Linked DNA regions of Mus musculus: region 2 is linked to region 1. The links are chromatin contacts, found by Hi-C or POLR2A ChIA-PET in ENCODE. All regions are on one chromosome and are shown on one strand. Each heading gives the region's core, a stretch centred on a gene start or an enhancer-like site at or near the end of the contact. The rest is flanking DNA. Distances are from core to core; before and after follow the strand shown.

What was found. A loop is a pair of places that touch in the nucleus more often than their neighbours do. ChIA-PET counts read pairs that join two places held with the same protein, here RNA polymerase II (POLR2A).
Region 2: a map of heart shows a loop between it and region 1 (3-fold over the local background). The contact joins the promoter of Chuk here to the promoter of Erlin1 in region 1. A Hi-C loop is called at or near these places in 4 of 37 maps with a recorded cell type or tissue (T-helper 17 cell and heart). POLR2A ChIA-PET finds 5 or more read pairs at or near these places in 3 of 5 experiments (Patski and embryonic stem cell).

Annotation. Positions count from the first base shown.
Region 1 is chr19:44,067,159-44,071,359 of GRCm38, forward strand. Erlin1 (ER lipid raft associated 1) reads right to left here and starts at 2,627. Exons shown (of 12, transcript NM_001164360.1): 1 at 2,533-2,627; 2 at 2,114-2,237; 3 at 442-523. The coding sequence starts at 2,226.
Region 2 is chr19:44,104,417-44,108,753 of GRCm38, forward strand. Chuk (conserved helix-loop-helix ubiquitous kinase) reads right to left here and starts at 3,061. Exons shown (of 21, transcript NM_007700.2): 1 at 2,872-3,061. The coding sequence starts at 2,976. Cwf19l1 (CWF19-like 1, cell cycle control (S. pombe)) reads right to left here. Exons shown (of 14, transcript NM_001081077.1): 14 at 4,221-4,337.

The DNA.
Region 1 (4,201 bases), core at 1,377-3,876:
TTCTGAAACACTGTCAAAGTACCACATTCATTCAGGTGCCTCATAAATTTGCATTTAATTTACCAAGCAAAAATGTGAGGCTGAAAAGCTGTGTATTGAAATGTATTCCTCCATGTTAGCAGTAGGCTGGGAGCCTGCCTCTGTAGAAACCAAACAGTTCTAAACCAAGGTATCACTAATTTGTATTCCTAATTGTGTTTTCAATTCTTCTTTTGTTTTGACTTCAGTAACAGAAAACCTGCTAATACCATTAGCCAGAAGGCAGTCTTGGCAAGGCAGTTTGACATCATGACTTGTGCTGTGACAGTTGTACTATGAACTTTCACTTCCCATCTGAGTAAATACCAACGTTTGCTTAAGCAATAAGGAACTCCGTCTCCACCCACCAGTGCGGTAACTCCTGTCACACCTGTCTATCTGGAATCCCTAGGAGTCACTCACCTGCACAGATCTGAATGTTGTAATGAAAGGCAACATGATATGATAGCCTGGTCCACTGGGGCTCGTTAGCAAAGCTCCTCCCCTGCAAAAAGACGTTCCAGTTGACAAAACTGTTCGGATCTCTTTTCAACTTAAAATGCTATAACAAACATTCACTCATATTCATGTTACTAACCTACTACCCTCACAACAGAGTGACTCAACAACTGCTACTTCAAACATCCATCACATTTAAAAGTGTGAAAATGCATCCAAGTCCACTGCCAATATTGCACCCTGTTTCATAAGCTCCACCAACCACACCTCTGCGTCTCTAGCACTGCTCTTGGGTTCAAAAGATCCTCTCTGGTCTTTAGTTTGCCGATAAATACTTATGGAAAAAATTCTAATGACTCTCAATTAATGACACATAACAAGAGACAAATCAAAACAATACATTTAATCGCTAAGTTTAAAAAAGGAAAAAACCAAACTTTCAAGGAAGAAGAAACTTTCTGAGGCTAATGGTTCTTTCAATACATGAGTCCAATCCTAGGGGGATGGTTTCTGTCTAAAGGTAACAAAAACCTAGCATGGAAAGACAGACAGCGAAAGGGTTGAGTTGACAGCTGAGAGAGGGGCTTGTTTATCAAACTCTGTAGTATGTGAACGGTGAAAGCACCCCCTGCAAATTTGGGACAAATACAACACAAAGTCCTACTTTACACAACGAATAGTAAGTTCCCACAACATTCATCCTTGTCCTAAGTCATAACTCAAAAGATGAACCTTTGCAGGTTCATTAGTCATTTTTTTTGGAGTGGTATCTCCGTATGTTCTCTTCGTGGTTTTCCTGTCAGAAGGACAGTGATAAACTGGATGGAAATGTGGTCCAGGCTGGTATTTCTTATGCTAGAACTCCATCTGTTAAGACATACCACCAAAAGTATGTATTTTCTAGGATTCTGGACTGATCTAAAAGTAGAAATACCAGTTTAGGGGGCATGATGGAAATATTCAAAAATCTGCTTGTTTCAGAATAAACCACTATCCCAAGTTGTCCACAAACTGGCTTCTCTTCCCAGCTTATACCACGAGGACCTGGTGGGAAGTTAGACTTGATTTATGCCAAATCAGGTGGATGGCAACTGAGTCCACACTCTTTTTCACCTTGACTTGAAAAAAAAAAAGTGAGAAAAGTGGCCTGCAAATGTGGTTTTTGTCTCTTGGCCTTTAGGGATATATGACATTGCTCTGGTCATGAAGACTTTGGGGGACATAACCAGACAATGGGAGATTTTTTAATGAAGAAGAAAAAACCCAACTTAGTGTTGGGGAGAACTGTCTTTATGTAAGACAGAGATCCGGAAAAAATCCACAGCGGCAAACTAAACACCTGTGCAGTTGTGCGGACTATGAGAAGTCATCTCGGTTGCAGTGACTACTTCCGTGCCCCCTAAGGTGTCTTCAATTCTGTACAGAACGAACTTGGCACTAAACTGCCCCGACAACGGAAAAGTGCCCCGCCAAAGGTTAACTCCCGGCAGCTGGGATGAAACCACTTCCCAGGCAGGGCTGGAAGCAGCTCCCCTGACGCCGCGGAAAAGAGCAACTTCCCAGACTTCGCTGTGACCCATTGGACCCTTCCACTGTGCTTCTAGAACCATCGCGGGCTGCACAGGGCGGCGCTCACCTGTAGTACACGGCCAAGTGTCCCTCTTCGATCTTGTGGATGGAGGCGTACAGGAGGATCGCCACCAACCCCACCACTGCAGCCACCAGAAGCCGGGCTTGAGTCATATTCATCCTTGTTCCTCCTGAGCATGGGGAGAAGAGGAACCTCAGTCCGTTGAGTGACAGGCCAGTCCCCACCCAGGGAAGAGCCCGCGTACGGTCGCGGGCGGCTGAGGCGGGAAGCCCCGCGCTCCGGCCCCGGGCTCTCTCTCTCTCTCTCTCAGCTAAGCGCTCCCCTCGCCAACCCCCTGCGCGGGTGCCCCCGGCTCGGCGTACGTCGTGACACCTCTTCCCCGACTCCCCAAGCGTTAGGTCCCGACTGAGGGCGGCCTTGATCGCAGGCACTCGGAGGACCGCGACCCCCGAGCCTCGCCTCACCGGTCAGTGACGCATCGCCCCCGCCCGCACGTGCAGCCGCCACCCGGCCCCGCCAACTGCTGCCAACAGCCGGCCCCGCCCACCTGCCCGGTACTGCGGCTGCGCGGGGACGCAGGCGACGCAGCCCCCGCCCGCGACTCGCGAGACGGTGCGCGGGCGGGACAAAATTGGCCCCGGGTGCGCGCACAGTGTAGTGATTCTAAGTGCCCAGACGAGGACCAAGTCTCCTGGGGTGGGTCACTCGGACAGACGCTGGTTGAGGCATGCTAGTGCACAGGACCAGCCCCTCAGTGTAGGAGTTGTTCCTGCATCCTTTTGTGGTTCGTCCCTAGTCCAACTGGCAAGCACATTCTCCAGGTACACACCCTGCACTAGGGAAACTACCAGACCAGTCTCAAGGAATCAGGGGTTCGAGTTCAGAAGAGGAAGCTATTCAACCAGAATTAACCATTCAGACTTGGCCTGAATATTTATTTTGTGCCAGAATGCTACACCAGAGTGCTTTCTGAAAGCCACCCAGAAACAGGATCAGAATGATATATGTATGTTGAATGTGGAGGTCGGGATTGTCTTGTAGGCCAAAATGAGTAGTGAACGCTTGAGTTTTCATGACGGCGATAAGGTTGAAAGGAGTTGTATGGCAAGATAGGCTAGAACCAGATTTACAAAGTCTAGGATCCATTTTTCTGCTGATAGAGAAAATGTATGACAAGAAGACAGTGACTTCATTTATGGCTGTTAGGCCTGCATGCATGTCAGTCACTATCTGTGTGCCTGGTGCCCTCAGCAGTCACAAGAGGGCATTGAATCCCGTGGAACCAGAGTTAAAGGCTGTTGTGAACTGCCACATCGGTGCTGGGAATCGACCTTTTTTTTTTTTCACTGTATTTTAACATTCTATACCACGTGGACCTGGTGAGATAGCTCAGTGGGTAGAGGAGTTTGTGAACTCCTGAGGACTTCATTTTCACCCTAGACCTCACACAGAAGTGAAAAGCAGAGAACTGACTCCACAAGTTGTCCTCTGATCTCCACACATAAAGGTCCATGCCCCACACCACACACCAACACACACAATAATTAATAATCATAAAAGGTTTAGGGAATAAACCCACACCATGTGCATGTATTACAAAACAAAAACTAAAAGGAAAGGGTAGAGTTTAGAGATATAGGGACACATGGGAAATAAGGGCATTCTATTTCACTAAGGGCAGAGACAACTAGAAAAGGTTAACAAGGTTGGAAGGATTACCAAACTCCTGTGCAGGAAAATACCAGAAAGCAGTGCTTTTGGGGCATTGTATCTGTAACTGGCTGAGAGTGAAGACAGACAGGAAACTGGGAAACGGATATACAACAGCAAATACAAGGTTATGTATGATGCTAGTAACAAAGAGAATGACAGGCAAGAGAATCAATTCAGGCCTTTGTAAGAGCAAATCTAGCCACACCCCTTCAATACATGCACTAACCTGTATCGTGCATTTGATTTTTATTACCACGGAATGTATGGGACCTTGTTTGTTGCAGACCAATATTACAGTTTAGCTATTTTCATCTCCTCTGGTCCCCTTTGTTGGTATTCTGTCTAAGCTCCACTCTTACAGTTCCTGGCAGCAGCCACATATGCTCCCCCACCACCCCCCAGTTACCTGGCAACAGCCAG
Region 2 (4,337 bases), core at 1,811-4,310, 38 kb after region 1:
CCTGGCAACACCAATAATGCAGTCAGAACCAAAAAAGGCTATACTATGTTAAAAACTCCAAAGAGTTGTACAAATGTGATATCTCTAATACAAGCCAAAGGTGTGGTAAAAGCTATGTGATTAGTGAGAACAGTACCCAGAGGCCAAAAGAGGAAGGGGGAAGCAGGGAGCGCAAGACTTGGATGGACTAGTCTAACTAGGAACCAGGAGGAGGAAGAAAGCTAAAAGGTCAGTCTGGGGCTAAGAGAGACTACAAGCTAGCTTTAGCACTGGGCTCACTCCTTTCACTTTTGTTATAAACAGGCAGGTATCTGATAATAGTTACATCCTATATAAAGTGTTATCACAACAAAGCCAATAAGCCCTAAATTCTGATATGAATGAGGCAGAAAATTATCTATTTGGTATAGGTCATTAATCACAAGAGATCCTTCAACTCCTTAGTTTATATTTCACCTGAGGCAGGATTTTCCCTGTCCAATTACATTAAAATATTAGTGCAGCAAGGGGCCTGTGACTGGGCAGGGTAAAGGGAGGCAGAGCTAAGAGTTGCAGAAACAGAGAGTATCTCAGGAAGAGAGGAAAGCCAAAATGGAGGTGGAGGGACAGGAAGAAGATTCTGATCCCGTGTGGTTTTAAATAGCCACAGGTAGTTATGGGATAATCTGTCTAGCCTAGGTGGGCAGCTTTTATCAGTATCAACTGGTTTTGAAATTATTGTATTGGCATGTTGTGAATTGAGAATTTATTGATATATAAACCTGACTGGTTAATTATAAACTTCTAGAGTTTTGTTTCTACTGGGTTGCTGGATGTTGTGGTGGCTGATAGTGGAGTGGACTGTTGCTGTGTTGGGTTGGCATAGCAGCAAAGGGAACTTAGGAGCTGCAGCCCCACCGGAGAGTTGGCGGGCAGAGAGTAGCTGGATGGAACTCGGAGAGGTGGAGGGTCTTTTTAAATATTTACCACAACACTCACCTACCCCGAGAAACTCAATCTTTTCAAAAAGAATATTCTCTTGGGAACTTTATAGTTGCCAAACAACAACAAAAAGATGGGCTTTTGCTGTTGTTGTTTTTTAAATGAGACTAAGTTGGGTGTGATGACCCCCATAGACTCATGTGATTCAATGGTAGGCCATAGAGAGTGGCAGCACTAGGTACTGTTGGAGGAAGTGTGTCACTGTAGGCTCAAGCTTTAAGGTCTCCTAAGCGCAAGGTACACCCACGGTGAGACACAGCCTCTCCCTGCTGTCTTTGGGTCAAGGATATAGAATTCACAGCTACTTCTTCAGTGCCTCGTCTGCCTGCGTGCCACCATGTCCCACCAAGTGAGAACTGACTAAACCTCTGAAACCAGCCCCAACTAAACGTTTTGCTTTATAAAAGCTGCCTTGGTCATGGTATCTCTTCACAGCAATAAAACCCTAAGACATCTTTCAGTGCCTAGGGTATCAAACTGTACTTAATGTTTATTTCTGAGACAGGGCCTTCTTATGTAACTGACACCGGCCTTGAGCACGATATGAAAGCCACCCAGTCAGGTCTCAAACTCCAAATCCTCCTGCCTCAGAACCCTTGATACTAGGATTACAAGAGGATGCCACCATGCCCACCCCCTCTCTGAAACGGAAAGCTCCTTCAGAGTAGAACATATTATTCTTGTTGATTTGGGTACCATCAGCGCCTGATATAGCAATCAACTAAATCATTTCATGTCCTGTAATTGGCTTACTGTTTTTCTAATTAAAACGTATTCCTCATATATGATGTTCCAGAACACCATTTTTATCTTACTGCTCCTTTTATAAAAGTCCAAGTAATGAGGGTTGCCATAACTTGACAGTGGAGAGCTATCAGCGGAATTACAGTACCTATCTTGTACTTCCTAACGTCTCTGTTACCATCTGACTCAACTCTCAAGCAGGCCCAGAATGTATGTATATTCTTCTAAATATTTTACAGTCAACAAATCCTATACTACAATGATTGGTGTTCAAGATCTATTCCTTACACCCTTCAGGAAAGCAAAACCCTCACTAATAATGCACTGGCTTGTATTGATATGATTTTTTTTTCCGGAGAAAAGATGCGTTTTACTGACTTTTCAAAAGACCCACAACTCAAACATGATTAACTAGGGCTGAGGCTGTAACCCAACGGTAGACCATTTGCCTAGCATGTGCAAGGTCCTGTGTTCCACCCCGAACATTAACAACAACACGTTAAAGTAAGAAAAGTGACTGTTAGTTTGAAAACCTTTTAAGGACAGGAATAACTGCTGTTGTAACGGTTACATGTTCTTCGATAAATCAAAACAAATTTCCTGAGCCTGATCTTAGCTGTCTTCTGCAGAACAAACCCCTCTATTTTCTTTCCTCCGAAGCAAGGATCGATTTCATCATCTTACCCTCACCCTGGTTTTTACCTGAAACGCTCCAATTCCAAAGTCTGTCAATGTTTCCCAAGGGTCAACTCTGGACACACCCGTAAGGTTTCTCGTCTAGTCCAGTCTCCAGTGGATCACACCGCTCGCTCCCGAGGGAGTGTGAGCAGGCACACGGAGACACACACAACACACATACACAAAACACACAACACGCATCGGCACTCGACTTTGTACAGACTCCTCATCACCACACACAGCTGCAACAGCTGCCTGTCACTCACTGCCCGGGGACCTCCGACACACCTGGACCGCGGCCACCCAGGCTCACAAGCGCAGGATGCTCCATCGCTCGCCCTCGCTCACTGCCCCAGCCCCCAGCCCCGTCCAGGGTCGCGACCACCACTCCTCCCACCTTGACTGACAGCTCGGGTCCCAGGGACGCCCAGACAGAGCCCGCGCCACGGCTCCCGCCCCCCGCCTCACCCGGTGCTGGTACAGACTGACGTTCCCGAAACCGCCGGTGCCAAGCCGTTCCCGCATCTCCCAGGGGCCGCCCGCGCCCGGCCGCAGCCCCGGGGGCCGCTCCATGGGGCGGGAGCGCCAGCCGCCTCAGGCAACGCCGCCGGTCTAAGGCCGGTTCCGGGCCGCCGAGGCTTGCGGAGTCCTCCGTCTCGCGAGACTGCGTCACTTCCGCTAGCTTCCGCATGCAGAGTCCCGCCCCGAGCTCCTGGAATCACCCTGGGATTGGTGCTGCCGGAAACTGGGCACCAGCGGCTTGCCCTGGGCAACTTCCAACCTGCGAGGACCATCGTGCGTGCGGTTCCTATTTATTTTATTTTTGTTTGTATAGATATTTTTTAATTAGTTCTTTGAAGGTTTCATACAACGTGTTTTTATTTAAAATAGATCTCTCTCCAAACTCTAAAATCCACATTGTCCCTACCTCATTCACATTTCATCTTTTTGAGAGCCCTGCCCTCTGCCCCTCGAATCCTACCACACTCGCCGGTCGGCACCGGTTAAGGCCACCATAAGTATTAAAGAAAACTGCGCTAACCGCCCTGTTGATTCATTAGCCTTGTAAATCAGAATCTCTCCATAATCCCAAACCAACCAAGGATGTGACTTATTCCAGAGTGAAAACTCTTCTTCGCGACTTCGTGAGTCTCCCTACCGACCTTACTGTTTATCAGCCTTGTTCTCTCCGACTTGAGTTGGAATTGTTTCTGAGGTGCACCACAGGGCTATAAAGACAAGCCTGGAGGAGCTCTCGGTCCAGAGAGGCATACTTCTGAGTGGTGGGCTGCACAGGGAAAGCCAACCCACCTAGCCATTTGAGTGGGTTATCCACTTCATGGACTCTAGGTGTCCTGTTCTGAGACAGGATCTCAATACAGTCCAGCCTGGACTAGAACGTATTTCTCCGTCTTTCCAAGACTGGGATTACAAGCTTGTACCGGGCTGAAGCTAGCGATGCTAATAACTCAAAAGTGTAAGAGTCAGCATAAAATCAAATTCTCAACGTCAGCATGCAATTCGATGTTGTGGGTCACTAATAGTGAGTGGTATTCGATAAACTGGTTTCTATTATTTTCATATCTTTCATGGAATTGGAATATTAAACTTGAAGGTAATAGAAATGAGGCTCTGAGAGAGCATCTTTAGAGCAGAGGAGACGGTCATGTAACAGGATGAAACCTCATTTGCTGTGTATGGTAGAGCCAGGAGTGACAGGTGGGATGCAGTTTCATAATTTGTACTCGAGGGATGCTGAAAACTCCAGCCAAGATAATTCTGTCTAAATTACTCAAACTGGTTTCTACAGTGAGTTTGCTTTTTAAATATTCTATAATTAAAATGCAACTCAAGGTTTATTGCTATAGCCCTGTTTGACTTGGAACTCATTATGTAGACCAGGCTGGCCTTAAAACTCACTGGTCTGCCTGCAG